Regions from separate parts of the Homo sapiens genome. Here region 2 is linked to region 1. Evidence: chromatin loops called from intact Hi-C (ENCODE). Cell type or tissue: PC-3. All regions are shown on one strand. Each heading gives the region's core, and the rest is flanking DNA. Links, peaks and the distances in the headings are about the cores only.

The links. A loop is a pair of places that touch in the nucleus more often than their neighbours do. Peaks named below come from ENCODE experiments on the same cell type or tissue, not always from the same donor. Only the 100,000 strongest peaks of a DNase experiment are listed, where the experiment ranks them.
Region 2: a loop joins it to region 1, with 13 times the contacts of the local background. A loop is called at or near these places in 31 of 110 quality-filtered maps.

Annotation. Positions count from the first base shown.
Region 1 is chr10:97,403,243-97,413,392 of GRCh38, reverse strand. No RefSeq gene overlaps it. Among named protein-coding and RNA genes, the nearest start is that of RRP12, 7.0 kb to the right of the region's middle. In PC-3, for the core only: CTCF peaks have their summits at 5,766 and 5,973; DNase peaks (open chromatin) are centred at 4,762, 5,802 and 6,042; H3K4me3 peaks cover 313 bases; H3K27ac peaks cover 924 bases.
Region 2 is chr10:97,609,676-97,614,675 of GRCh38, reverse strand. HOGA1 (4-hydroxy-2-oxoglutarate aldolase 1) reads right to left here. Exons shown (of 7, transcript NM_138413.4): 7 at 1,874-3,166. The coding sequence ends at 3,017. It overlaps MORN4 (MORN repeat containing 4), which reads left to right. Exons shown (of 5, transcript NM_178832.4): 5 at 1-121. Among named protein-coding and RNA genes, the nearest start is that of MORN4, 21 kb to the left of the region's middle. RefSeq lists an enhancer at 2,131-2,350. In PC-3, for the core only: a CTCF peak has its summit at 2,035 (motif pointing right); a DNase peak (open chromatin) is centred at 2,065.

The DNA.
Region 1 (10,150 bases), core at 3,238-8,237:
ATAAAAGGCCAACTCTTCTTCTCTACAAGGCACCAATGAAGACTGGATTTCAGACCCCTCATCTGGGAAACTAAGCAGTCCACATACTTCACAACTGTACACGGCAACCGTGCTCACCCCTCATAACCGCTAGCCTTCACGTGTCATTCTACCTCCCCGATACCTTCTCCAATCTGTCCTTCCCTCTTTGCCCCCGCTGCCACATTCTTAGTTTCAACCCTTATGGTTTCTTTCCTGTACTGATGCAGCAGTTTCCGACACATCAGTGACTCAGGTCTTGCCTGCATCTAGAGCAAACACATCGTGTTCTTACTTGCCCCTGTGCCTTTGTAGCTGCTGTGGCCTTGCTTGGCCTGAACAGCCACCCTCAGCTTCCTGGTCAACTCTAGCTCATGCTGTAGCACTCAGCTCCAACGTCACCTCACCTGAAAATTGGCCCTGACTCGCCTCTCAGACATGACTATAGTCTGCCAGGCTCTGGACTCCCATAGCTCCTGACCATACCTGGATGATGGCACTGATTGCCACAGGGATTGTTTACTGCCACCCCAACCAGCCTGTGAACTCTAGATGTGAGAGCTAGGCTGCTTTCATTGCTTGGTAACCAAATGGTTATAAAGAACAGGAATTGGGAGAGGAGTAAATTACAATTATAACTCCCCACTTAATGCTATTGGGAATCTTTCCCTAGCTTTGGTTTCCCCATTTTAAAATGTGGATAATAGGCCAGGTGCAGTGGCCCGTGACTGTAATCCCAGAACTTTGGGAGGCGAAGGCAGGAGGATCATGTGAGGCCAGGAGTTAGACACCAGACTGGATAACATAGTGAGACCCTGTCTCTAATTAAAAAAAGAAAAAAAGAAAAAATAATAATAGGCCAGGCGCGGTGGCTCACCCCTGTAATCCTAGCACTTTGGGAGACCGAGGCAGGCAGATTGCCTGAGGTCAGGAGTTTGAGACCAGTCTGGCCAACGTGGTGAAACCCGATCTCTACTAAAAATACAAAAAAATTAGCCAGATGTGGCGGCATGTGCCTGTGATCCCAGCTACTCAGGAGGCTGAGGCAGGGGAATTGCTTGAACCAGGGAGGTGGAGGTTGCAATGAGCCAAGATCATGCCACTGCACTCCAGCCTGGACGACAGAGCAAGACTCAGTCCCAAAAATAAATAAAAAATAATAATAATAAAATAAAATGTGCATAATAATAGCACCTACCCTATACAGTGGTTGCGAGGACTCAGTAGGATCACACATGTGAAGTGCCAGGTCTATAGAGGCTAATAAATGATAGTTCTTATTACCACAGAGAGCCCCTGACACAAAGGATACATCCATTAAATGCTATTTTCCTCTCCTCTTCTCTGCCACAATGCCCAATCTACTTGGCAGGATGGTATAGTGGTTGGATAAATGATGGACCAACATTTCTGTTATTTTCCTTGATTGCAACCTTCAAAAATTATTGTCCAGGCAAGATAGCTCACGCCTATAATCCCAACACTTTGGGAGGCTGAGGCAGGAGGATTGCTTGAGCCCAGAATATTGAGACCAGTCTGGGCAACATAAGGAGACCTTGTCTCTGCAAAAAATTTAAAAATTAGCTGGGCATGGTGGCATATGCCTGTAGTTCCAGCTACTTGGGAGGCTAAAGTGGGAGGATTGCTTGAGCTCAGGAGGTCAAGGCTGCAGTGAACCGTGATCGCATTCCAGCTTGCATGACTACTGCATTCCAGTCTGGTTGACAGACATAAAAGATATACCTTGGACAGCCCCTCTTAGACACCCTAAGAGCGTTATCTGAACCTCTCTTGTGCCCCTTGCTGAGCTCTGCATAAGTCATGTGTTCACTTGGCAAGCAGATGTATTGAGCCACACACTGTGGTAGGCTCTGATGGCGCCAGAGTAGACCAGACATGGTTCCTGTAATCAGGGGTTTCACAGTCAGATGGTCAGATGAGGGAGGCAGAGAAGCAAAATGCAATTCTATTAATTGAGCATCAGTGAACAATAAAGTTACCAGGGGCTTTAGAGAGCTCTGGGTACAACATCTTCAATGTACAAATAAGAAAACCGAAGAGTTTTGTGCTTGTCTTTTCACCATTCCCCCATAGGTTACTTTCTTTTTTTTTTTTTTTTTTTTTTTGAGACAGAGTATCTTGCTGTTGCCCAGGCTGGAGTGCAGTGGCGCGATCTTGGCTCACTGCAACCTCCACCTCCCAGGTTCAAGCAATTCTCATGCCTCAGCCTCCCAAGTAGCTGGGATTACAGGCGTGTGCCACCATGCCTGGCTAATTATCCCCTGTAGGCTTCTTTTTTTTTTTTCTTTTTTTGACGGAGTCTCGCTCTGTTGCCCAGGCTGGAGTGCAGTGGTGCCATCTCGGCACACTGCAAGCTCCGCCTCCCAGGTTCACTCCATTCTCCTGCCTCAGCCTCCCGACTAGCTGGGACTACAGGTGCCCGCCACCACGCCAGGCTAATTTTTTGTATTTTTAGTAGAGACAGAGTTTCACCATGTTAGTCAGGATGGTCTTGATCTCCTGACCTTGTGATCCACCCGCCTCAGCCTCCCAAAGTGCTGGGATTACAGGTGTGAGCCACCGCGCCCAGCCCTATCCCCTGTAGGTTTCTTAAGGCAGAGCAAGAGTCTTTTTCTTTTATTATTTATTTATTTTTTTTTTGAGACGGAGTTTTGCTCTGTTGCCCAGGCCGAAGTTCAGTGGCACAATCTCAGCTCATTACCATCTCCGCCTCCCAGGTTCAAATGATTCTCCTGCCTCAGCCTCCCGTGTAGCTGGGATTACAGGTGTGCGCCACCATGCCCAGCTAATTTTTGTATTTTTAGTAGATACAGGGTTTCACCATGTTGGCCAGGCTGGTCTTGAACTCCTGACCTCAGGTGATCCACCCGCCTCAGCCTCCCAAAGTGCTGGGATTACAGGCATGAGTCACCGCACCCGGCCAAGAGTCTTTTTAGATGGAGTTTCACTCTTGTTGCCCAGGCTGGAGTGCAATGGCGTGATCTCGACTCACTGCAACCTCAGCCTCCCGGGTTCAAGTGATTCTCCTGCCTCAGCCTCCCAAGTAGCTGGGACTACAGGCATATGCCACTATGCCTAGCTTATTTTGTATTTTTAGTGGAGATGGGGTTTCACCATGTTGGTCAGGCTGGTCAGGTGCCCGGCCCATAAGCTTCTTTAAATACTTTCATATGTGTGCTTAGCATAGTACCTTGCACATAATAGGTGATCAAGAAATAACTTTTGAGTATGTAACTGGGTTAAATTAATTAGAACCAGTCCTCCTAACACCCAGCTGAGATCCAGAGGCTGCTAGTTGCCTCCCCAATATCAATTCTTCCTTTCTCTCAATAGGCACAGGGGGTGAGCTGCAACTTACCCAACTAAAAGACTAAATTTCCCAGCCCCTTCTGCAGCTAAATTTGGCCAAATTACTAAATTCTAGTCAATCAAGTGGAACTGACTTAGCTGGAAGGTGCACCTTTTGGCTCTTCCTCCTTTCCTTCCTACACTAGGCCTCCACCTGGATCATGAGTGTGACAGCTGGAGCTCCTGCAGCCCATCTGTGGAGCACAAGGTGACAGTGAAAATGGAAGTCATACGTTATGGAGGTTGAAGCAGAAAAAGAGAGGGATCCCAGGATCCTGAAGATTCTGTGGAACTGCCATAGCAGCCTGGACTGCCCATTACCTCCTGATTTCCATTTCTTGAATGTGAGAGAATTAACCCTTGCCTGTTTAAGCCACTGTAGCAGTCTCTTATAGCAACTGAACACAATTCCTTACTGATATAGAGGCCCTGAGAAGAATGAAGAATTTGAAGTGGTAAATGGGGAACGGTTTAATTTTGGGGTAAGTGGAGAGAGAACAGTCCTCCCCATTGAGCAGAGTCCCCTGCCATGCCCAGATTCCAGTCTTCCTCAGCCTAGGAGGGGACATGCTTCCTCTCCAGCACACCAGGCTCTTTCCCCAAGAGTTATTCTAGAAAGCAAGCTCTTTTTGGCTTTTGGATTTTTTTTTTTTTTTTTTTTTTTTTTTTGAGACAAGGTCTCACTCTGTCACCCAGGCTGGAGTGCAGTGGCACAATCATGGCTCACTGCGGACTTGACCTCCTGCACCTCAGCCTCCCGAGTAGCTGCGACTGTAGGCGTACATCACCATGCCTGGCTATTTTTGTGTTTTTTGTAGAGTTGGGGTTTCTCCATGATGCACAGGCTGGTCTTGAACTTCTGGGCTCAAGCGATCCTCCCACTTTGGCCTCCCAAAGTGTTGGGATTACAGGCGTGAGCCACCACACCCAGCATCAAATGGAATTGTAATGCCCCAGGAGCTGAGGGACACTTGACCCCTGCAGCAGTGCTGTGCCAGGCACTGGGCTAAGGATTTCACATGCATTATCTCATTTTAGCCTCATAACAGCAGCCCCATTTTCAGATGAGAAGACTGTGGCTCACAGAGCTCAGCCGCCTGCCCCGGCTCACGCAGCTGGGATGTGGCTCCAAACCCAGGCTTCCTAAGTCCAAAGCCTGGGCTTCAACACAGCTCCAGCAGTTAGGAAAACCGTCCGGAGCAGCTGCAACAACAACGGGTTGGTCAAAATGCCCTGACCTTGAGCTCTAGGTTAAACACCCAGACCTCTGCTTCCTCTTTGTTTGAGGCAAGAGGCTAAGCCTCAATTTCCCTTTCTTCCTGCCCAGTGTCATAACAGATTACAACTTGCTGACCTAAAACTGGTTTTACTGCTCCGCATGGCCACAGAACTTTGGGTGTGGCAGCTCTGTTACCTCCACAGGAGCCTTGCAGACAGTTTTAAGAGCAGTGCAGGCCGGCACGATGGCTCACGCCTATAATCTCAGCACTTTGGGAGGCCAAGGCAGGCAGATCACCTGAGGTCGGGAGTTCGAGACCAGCCTGACTAACATGGAGAAACTCTGTCTCTACTAAAAATACAAAATTGGCCGGGCTTGGTGGCACATGCCTGTAATCCCAACTACTCAGGAAGCCTGAGGCAGGAGAATCGCTTGAACCCGGGAGGTGGAGGTTGCAGTGAGCCGAGATTGCACCATCGTACTCCAGCCTGGGCAACAAGAGCGAAACTCCGTCTCAAAACAGAAAAAAACAAAAAAAACAAGGGCAGTGCTATGGGGGGAGGGGGTTCATCCTGGGCTAAGCGTTGGATCTCCTGGCTTCTGCTCACTGTGTGACCTTGGGGGTGTCACTGAACCCCTTAGAACTATGTTTCCCCATCTGTGAAATGAGGACACCTGCTCTGTCCTCCTCACTTAGAGAATTAATGAAAAAGTATTTTGGAACTGAGGAAGAGTTTTTTTAGATGATAATAATAGCTCACATTTATTGCATGCTCACTGTGTACCAGGCAGCGTGCTCAGCACTTAAAATTCATTATCTTATTTAGTTCCCATAAATCAGACAGGTAGGCATTCTTATCATCTCCATTTTACAGATGTGGAAAACTGAGGCTCAGGGAAGAGTAAGGTGAGTTGTTCAAGGTCACAGAGCAAGTGGTGGTACTTGAATTCCAACCCAGAGAGTCTAACTGCAGGACCTATCCTACAGATGTGGTGGTCCTTATTAACCATATGTGGAGGGGCTGATCATGGATACAGCTAGAGCCTCTGGGTGGGAGTTACTGCTGGAATTCAGGGGTGGAGAGGTGAGCCCTGGGGTACCGGGTGGAAGAGATTGTGCTCAGGCCATTTGGATGCCTATCGTCCTCTCTTCTGGTAGAGCACGCCTCCTGGAGGAGGCTCTGAGCAGATGCCTCAGGATGGACGGCCAGCAGGTGACCTAGGGCCCCTCAATGCCCATACCAGGCTGACGATTTAGCCAGGGCTGTATTCAGTTACGACGCAGACTCGGTTTGGAGGCCAGCAGGTTTCTGTAGCCCAGGAAAAGGATGGGACATCTGCCACTACCCTTGGCCTCTGCATCTCCGCATCTGATTTGCAAAATCCCAGTCTACTAGTTGGTATTGCAGGCTCTCTATAGGGTTTTAGCCCTAACAGGTTGTTGGTAGCACTCCCTCTGGTGGCAAAGATGCACCACTGACCCCTCTGTAAAGCACAATACTACACATGTTTTGGAGTTGTCCGTAATTTGACACAGATACACAGTTTCTTTTATTTTTATTTATTTATTTATTTATTTTTGAGACGAAGTCGCACTCTGTTGCCCAGGCTGGGGTACAGTGGCACGATTTTGGCTCACTGCAACCTCTGCCTCCCGGGTTCAAACGATTCTCCTGCCTCAGCCCCCCAAGTAGCTGGGATTACAGGCGTGCACCATAACGCCTGGTTAATTTTTGTATTTTTAGTAGAGACGGGGTTTCGCTATGTTGGCCAGGCTGGTCTCGAACTCCTGACCTCAGGTGATCCACCTGCCTCGGCCTCCCAAAGTACTGGGATTACAGATGTAAGCTACCATGCCCAGCCACAGATACACAGTTTCATACTGAATCCTCACAGCAGCCCAGTGGGTTCAGAATTATTATCACAACTTTCAGCCAGGCACAGTGGTTCACACCTGGAATCCCAGCACTTTGGGAGGCCAAGGTGGGTGGATCACTTGAGGTCAGGAGTTTGAGAACAGCCTGGCCAACATGATGAAACCCCATCTCTACTAAAATTACAAAAAGTCATCTGGGCGTGGTGGCACATGCTTGTAATCCCAGCTACTTGGGAGCCTGAGGCAGGAGAATCGCTTGAACCCAGGCGGTGGAGGTTGCAGTGAGTCAAGATCGCGCCTCCGCACTCCAGCCTGAGCAATAGAGTGAGACTCCATCTCAGAAAAAAAAAAAGTAATTATTATCGTAACTTTAAATAATATGACACATTAGAATGTGTAAAAAAAATGTATAAATAAATAAATAAAGGGAAAAAAAGAACAAGAATCGGAGACTTAGAGAGGTTAAATCCCTTGCTTGGTTTATAGGTAAAGTATGTCCTGTCTTGAACCCACCACTTTACCTGCCTTCTTTCAGCAATTACCCCAAGTCTAGACCTCTGGTTGTGAGCACAGCTCGCTTATAACAGTTTCCACATTCTGCTTCCTTTTCCTCCCCCAGCCACCAGTTCCCTTTTCTCAGCCTTCCCACTGAGGTCTCAGCCTGTGACCCAGGCACAGGGCCCCACTGGAGGATGATAATGTCTTCAGAGACTTGGAAGGGCTGGGGCCTAGAGTCTGAACTGACTTCAGTCTTCTCTGCAGCGACGCTTTCTCACATTAACACACTTTATGCTCTCTCTGCTCTAGGTGAGAGGACCACTTTTTTTTGTTGTTTTTTGAGACAGAGTCTCACTCTGTCACCCAGGCTAGAGTGCAGTGGCTTAATCTCGAGTCACTGCAACCTCCGCCTCCCGGGTTCAAGCGATCCTCCCACCTCAGCCTCCGAGTAGCTGGGACTACAGGTGTCTGCCATCATGCCTGGCTAATTGTCATATTTTTTGTAGAGACGGGGTTTCACCATATTGCTCAGGCTGGTCTCGAACTCCTGGGCTCAAGTTATCTGCCTGCCTCAGCCACCCAGAGTGTTGGCATTACAGGCGTAAGCCACCGCCCCCGGCCCACTTTGTATTTTCAGTAAGCCCATGAAGTGTAATATACATGTAAGCAGGGCATGGTGGCTCACGCCTATAATCCCAGCACTTTGGGAGGCCAAGGCGAGCAGATCACTTGAAGCCAGGAGATCGAGATTTGTCTGGGCAACGATAGCAAGATTCTGTCTCTTTTTTTTTTTTTTGGAGAAGGAGTCTCGTTCTGCTGCCCAGGCTGGAGTGCAGTGGTACGATCTCAGCTCATTGCAACTTCCGCCTCCTGGGTTCACGCCATTCTCCTGCCTCAGCCTCCCGAGTAGCTGGGACTACAGGTGCCCGCCACCACGCCCAGCTAATTTTTTATATTTTTAGTAGAGACAGGGTTTCATTGTGTTAGCCAGGATGGTCTCGATCTCCTGACCTTGTGATCTGCCCGCCTCGGCCTCCCAGAGTGCTGAGATTACAGGCGTGAGCCACCGCGCCTGGCCAAGACTCTGTCTCTTAAAAAAAAAATTAGCTTGGTGTGGTGGGTATGTGTCTGTAGCCCCAGCTATTTGGGAGGCCAAAGCAGGAGGATGACTTGAATTCAGGAGTTTAAGGTTATAGTGAGCCATGATCATGCCACTGGACTCCAGCCTGGGTGACAGAGTGAGGCCCTAGCTTTAAAAAAAAAAAAAAATTAGCCAGGCATGGCAATGCATGCCTGTGGTTCCAGCTACTCGGGAGGCAGAAGTGGGAGGATTGCTTGAGCCTGGAGGTCAAGGCTGCAGTGAGCCATGATTGTGCCACTGCATTTCAACCTGAGTGACAGAGGAAGACTCTGTCTCAAAATAAATAAATAAATAATTAAATCATAAATAAATGGGATTATAACTATGTACTCTTGTGTCTGGAGTCTTTTACTCAACCTAGGTCATGCATGATATATGTAGCAGTAGTTCCTTCTCATTGCTATACAGAGTCAAATACTATAGTATTCCATTATATATCAATATGTCACAATTTATCCATTCTACTCTATCTCTCTGTCTGCCTGTCTGTCTTATCTATCTATCTATCTATCTATCTATTCTAGACACAGAGTCTCACTGTGTTGCCCAGGCTGCAGTGCAGTGGCATGATTATAGCTCACTCTAACCTTGAATTCTTGGGCTCAAGTGATCCTCCTGCCTTAGTTTCCCAAGTGGCTAGGACTACGGGTGCATGCCACCACATGTGGCTAATTTTTAATTTTTTTTTAGAGATGGGGTCTCACTATTTTGCCCAGATTGGTCTTGAACTGTTGGCCTCAAGCAATCCTCCTGCCTCAGCCTCCCAACGCACTAAGATTACAGGTGTGAACCAGTGCATCCAGCCTCATTCTACGGTTGATGGACATTTTATTATTTCCATTGTGAACATCCTCCTATATCTCTTTTTTGCATATAAGTAAACATCTCTGTTGAGTAAATATGCAGGAAGGTATTGCTGGGTCATGGAGCAAGACTGTATTCAGTTTTAGTAGATACTACCACACAGTTTTCCAAAATGGTTGTATCACTTTATACTCCAATGGCAGCATATGTTGCCAGTTTCTCCACATCCTTACCAACATTAGTATTGCTAGTCTTTTTAATTTTAGCCATTCTGGTGGGTGTGTAGTGGCATTTCATTGTGATTTTAATTTGTATTCCCATGTTGATAATGAAACTGGTATCTTTTCTGTTCTGGTCTGTTCTTTTTCTTTTTTTTTTCTTGAGACAAAGTCTCACTGTGTCACCCAGGCTGGAGTGCAGTGGTGCTATCATAGCTTACTACAACCTCAAACTCCTGGGCTTAAGAGATTCTCCTGTCACAGCTTCCCAGGTAGCTGGGACCATGGGTGCACGCCACTGCACCCCACTATTTTTCTTAGTTTTTGAGGAGACAGGTCTTGCTGTGTTGGCCAGGCTGGTCTCCAACTCCTGGGCTCAAGTGATCCTCCTGCCTCAGCCTCCTAAAGTGCCGGTATTACAGGCGTGAGCTAGCATGCCTGGCCTGTTTTTCATATATTTATTGGCCATTTGGATATTAATTTTTGTGAAGTGCCTGTTCATGACTTTTTTATTTTTTGTACAATACATCATGATGTTCAGCTGTTTGTGTCTTTTGCCATTCTTCTTTTTTTTTATTTTTGAGACACAGTCTCGCTGTGATGCCCAGGCTGGAGTGCAGTGGCACGATCTCAGCTCACTGTAACCTCCACCTCCAGGGTTCAAGTAATTCTCCTGCCTCAGCCTCACAAGTAGCTGGGACTACAGGTGCCCACCACCACGCCCAGCTTAATTTTTTTTGTATTTTAGTAGAGATGGGGTTTTTCACTATGTTGGCCAGGTCTTGAACTCCTGACCTCGTGATCTGCCCACCTTGGCCTCCCAAAATGCTGGGATTACAGGCGTGAGCCACCACACCCAGCCGCCCATTCTTTTTTTTTTTTTTTTTAATTTTTTTTCTTTTTTGAGACAGGGTCTCACACTGTCACCCAAGCTGGGGTGCAGTGGTGCAATCACGGCTCACTGCAGCCTTGACTTTCTCTGGGCTCCCACCTCAGCCTCCTGAGTA
Region 2 (5,000 bases), core at 1-5,000, 200 kb before region 1:
ATTGAATGTCTCTTCAACAGCAGATTGTGGTGGAAGTTATAGCCGTGTGCCTCTATTTATTCTCTGAATTGTACTGTAGAAAAAGGTGTTTATAAAGAATAAAGAAATCACCAGAACTGCCTATACCTAGTTTTCCTGACTTTCTGGCCCTGCGTCTTCATGAATATCAACCCATTTGCTGTTTGTAAAAGTTAATCGGGTTAGCCCTTGGAACTGACCCTGCACACTTTATCAAGTCATCTAATTTTCTCAGCCTCTACAGAGGAGGACGTATGAACTTTTTTTTCTTATTTAAATCAGACAATCTCAGGCTGTCCCAACTAGTAGGTAGCACAGCTGGGTGAGATTTGTAACCGAGCCTTTCTGATTCCAGCTCCCTTTACTGGACCTCTCTCACCCTGAGCATCAGAGTACTTAAGTCCTGAGACTAGTTATGGCCACACCTGCTGGGTTACCTCTGGCAGGTCCACTCCTGCCGGAGTTTCCCTTTTTCTGCAACAGGAGAGTGGTGGAACATTGACCCCCACGCTAACCCTTTTACATGCACGTCCTTGTTGGAGGAAGGTACTATTATTATCCCTGTATTACAGATGAGGCTCAGGGAAGTTAAGCAGTTTCTCCAAGGTCCCATAGACACTAAGGGGCAGATCCCAGAACTTAAACCCAGACCTGTTTAAGCCCAGAGGCTGAGCTCTTACCCAGTGCACTACCCTGCCTGCCTAGCCCTAACTTTTCCCCCAAGTCCTAAACTTGATTCTCCTCTGAGCCTTGCTCCTCTGGAAGTTGCCTGTGAGAGGACCCCAGGCACTAAGCCCCAAGCTGTAGTGCCATTCAGAGCCTGGTTTTGGGTTGAAGATTGAGATCTTTTATTTTCTCTCCTTTAGCCTCTGCCCTAAACAAGTATCTATTTACCTCTCTTTTTAACCTTACACTTTCTTTTAAGGAGTAATTTTTTTACAATGTATCTCCATTTTTCTGCCACTAGTCAAATATTACCACTGAAAAAGGTTAAATATTTTGGAGAAAGCATCCTTTTTTGTTGTTGTTGTTGAGATGGAGTTTTGCTCTTGTGGCACAGGCTGGAGTGCCATGACACGATCTCGGCCCATTGCAACCTCCACCTCCCACGTTCAAGCGATTCTTGTGCCTCAGCCTCCTGAGTAGCTGGGATTACAGGCGTGTGCCACCACGCCCGGCTAATTTTTGTATTTTTAGTAGACATGGGGTTTGCCGTGTTGATCAGGCTGGTCTCAAACTCTTGACCTCATGTGATCCTCCTGCCTCCGCCTCCCAAAGTGCTGCCTGGCCCTAAACACTTAGCACTTTAATCAAAAAGGATGCTGAAGGGGTGCAGTGGCTCACGCCTATAATCCCAGCACTTTGGGAGGCCGAGGCAGGAAGATCACCTGAGGTCAGGAGTTCGAGACCAGCCTGACCAACATGGCGAAACGCTGTCTCTACTAAAAATACAAAAATTAGCCGGGCATGGTGGTGAACACCTGTAATTCCAGCTACTCGGGAGGGTGAGGCAGGGGAGTCACTTGAATCTGGGAGGCAGAGGTTGTAGTGAGCCGAGATCGTGCCACTGCACACCAGCCTGAATGACAGAGCAAGACTCTGTCTCAAAAAAATAAAATAAAAGTGCTAAGTGTTTGTTTCTAAATAGCTCACTTGCTCTCTTTTGCCTCTTACCCCTTCCCCAGGTCTCCAGTAAGTGAATGCCTGTTGGCTCAGTATTGCTGGGGACACTCTTCGAGCTGGGAGAAGGCAGACCATCAGAGCTCTTTTGCCTTTAGAAAGGTTCTTGACATCTGGCCAGGAAACCTAAGATCTGCATAGCAATAGAGTGTCCATCTTTATATAGCCACACTAATTTTTTCTGTTAAATTTTATTATAGTAACAAAGTGACTATTTTTAATAATAAAAGCAGAGTGCCTGTAGGCAAGTGGATGGCCCTATCTCAGGCCAAGTCTCCTTAGTGTTTCAGACCTAGGCTGACCAGAATAGTCTTCTAGAATGTAACATTTATCCACCAGGTGTCATTATTTACCAATCTGACAAGCCACTGGGCTGTCTCCGTGCATTCAATGGTTGGAATCAAGGCTACAGACCAGAATAGGAGATGAATGAAAATAGATTTAGAAAAGGGCGTTGTGGCTGGAATGCAGCTTGCAGTGTGGAGGGCAGGGATGGGAGGGTAAAGAGGGCTCTTTGAAAGACCAGTGTCACTTTCCTGATCAAGTTTCTTAAGCTGATACTTCCCTGGAAGGAGTCAGAACTTGGGTTTGTAGGAGTAGCCCTGGCCTCCAGCTGCATTGTGCTAGACTCAGGTTTGAAGCCCCAAATCTAAGTAGTCCCCCCTTTGATAAATTCCCGGCCGGGTGCAGTGGCTCACAGCTGTAATCCCAGCACTTTGGGAGGCCGAGGCAGTTGGATCACCTGAGGTCAGGAGTTCAAGACCAGCCTGGCCAACACGGTGAAACCCCATCTCTGCTAAAAATACAAAAATTAGCTGGGCGTGGTGGCAGGCGCCTGTAATCCCAGCTACTCGGGAGGCTGAGGCAGGAGAATCGCTTGAACCCAGGAGGCGAGATCATGCCATTGCACTCCAGCCTGGGTGACAGAGTGAAACTCTGTCTCAAAAAAAAAAAAAAAGAAAAGAAAATTCCCTTACTGTGCCTACTTGCCCCTCTGCCCTTCCTTTCTGACTTCATGTGCCTCAGGGCGTAGGAAAGCATCCACAGTAGAAAGATAAATTGAGAAATTGCTCCTTCCCAGTCTTCAGACCAGAGACACAGTTTAGGATCCAAAAGGGAGAGGTCAGGGGCCGTTAGAATAGGAGATATGCATGGGCGTGCCTGTGAAAGGCTGCCTGGAGGACCACAGCAGGCAAAGGAGCCTCTATCGGCTCCCCGCTGCCTGCCACCCTCATCCCCCTGTGCTCTCCGCTTCAGGCTGCAAGTGCAAGGCAGGAGGCTGAGATGGGCTCAGGCCAGCCATGGACCCTGCCTGCCCTCAGAGCCAGCCGTTGCTGGTGAAATCCATGCGCAGTGCCTCCTCCTCAGCGGGGCTCAGCTCCTGCAAGGGGGCGCGGCAGGGGCCTCCATAGTAGCCAAACCAGTCCATGATTTTCTTCAGCCCTGGGATCCCAAAGCGCCGGGTCACCTGCAAAGCAGGGCCTGTTAGAAGAGACTGAGAAATTTGCTGAACACCCATATCTGGAACTCGGAGATCTGTCACTTTCAGAACATTGAAGTCCTACCCTCTTCCCCCAGGAAAGTAACTGCCAACTCTATGGCACCCAGGGTACATTGGGAATCCAGATTTAGAGACCAGAGAGCAGGTCTGTAATAGCAAAATACAAAAACTTCAGATTGGGGAAGAAGAGTGCCTCCTTTGGTTTTAGGAGAAAAATCCACTCCAACAGAGAGGAGAGTGGTATTTGGTCCTCAAGCTGGGGTGGGAGAAGACAGCAAGGCTGCAGGTCTAGGCACTAGAGCATCAGCAGTCTGCAGCCCAGCTCCCTGAAACCTGACGCAGGTCACACCAGACCTGGGAAGTCAGGAAGGGGAAGGATCTGTGAGAGTCTCAGGCACAGCCCAGACCTCTACTCCCCTTGCATCTGGCTGCCCTCACCTCCCCATAGCTCCTCCTGACCCTAACACTAAATGGTCTCCCAGGAAAAGCAAAGCATCATTTCCCAAGGAAGTTTTGTTGTATAAACTGTATGTCATTTACTTATTATCTCTGAGTAAGTTCTCCTGTCTAAAAAAGGAAGGGGCTGGACAACATGATCTCTAAAGGCTTTTCCCTGATAATGGGGGACCTAAAGCTATTGTTATAATTTATTCATTTATTTTTATTTATTTATTTTTTTGAGACAGTCTTGCTCTGTCACCCAGGCTGGAGTGCAGTGTCCTGATCTCAGCTCATTGCAATCTCTGCCTCCTGGGTTCAAGTGATTCTCCTGCCTCAGCCTCCTGAGTAGCTGAGATTACAGGCACCTGCCACCACACCAAGCTCGTTTTATTTTATTTTATTTTTGTATTTTTAGTAGAGACAGGGCTTCGCCATGTTGGCCAGGCTGGTCTCAAACTCCTGACCTCAAGTGATCTGCCCGCCTCGGCCTCCCAAAGTGCTAGGATTACAGGCATGAGCCACTGCACCCGTAATAATTTATTTATTTTTATTTTATGTTTATGTTTTTGAGACAGGGTCTCACTGTGCCACTCAGGCTAGAGTGCAGTGGTATGATCATGGCTCACTGTAGCCTAGACCTCCTGGGCTCAATCGATTCTCCCACCTCAGCCTCCACAGCACCTTGGACTTCAGGTGCATGACAGCATGCCTGGCTAATTTTTGCATTTTTTGTAGAGACGAGGTCTTGCTATGTTGCTCAGGCTAGTCACAAACTCCTGAGCTCAAGTGATCTGCCCACCTTGGCCTCCCAAAGTCCTGGGATTACAGGCATGAGCCACGGCGCCTGGCCTATTATAATTTAAAATCGTGTATGGAATATTACAGAATAAATGAAGCATCAAATTTCCTTGCTTTTGGTATAGCAACTGGTTATTTCATGCTGATCAGAAATATTAGATGAATCTTTCACTACCTAAAAACTACAAAAGTAGTCCTTAAGAAAGTTTTATTTGGAGAGAAGCTAAAACCTTAGGAGGATAAAAATAAAAGGTTGTTTGGGATAAAAAGGCCAGGAACCACTGATGAAAGATTGACTAATAACTTTACCACTAGAGTCCCGGAGGCTTTATCAAGCATGGATTTTTTTTCTCGGAATGGGTGGTAAGCCACCCTCCTGCAGGCCTCGCCACCCCCATGATGTTCTAATAGCCTGGCCTTTTTACCCAAAGCCTGAGTAGGTGGGAAAGACCCAGGATACAGGATGGAAATAAGAGGTGCCCAGAGAAAAGCTCACTCCTGCCATGGGTTTCCAAAGATATCTGATGTGGCCCCTCTTCAAACCCTAAGAAGGGGTTGGTGG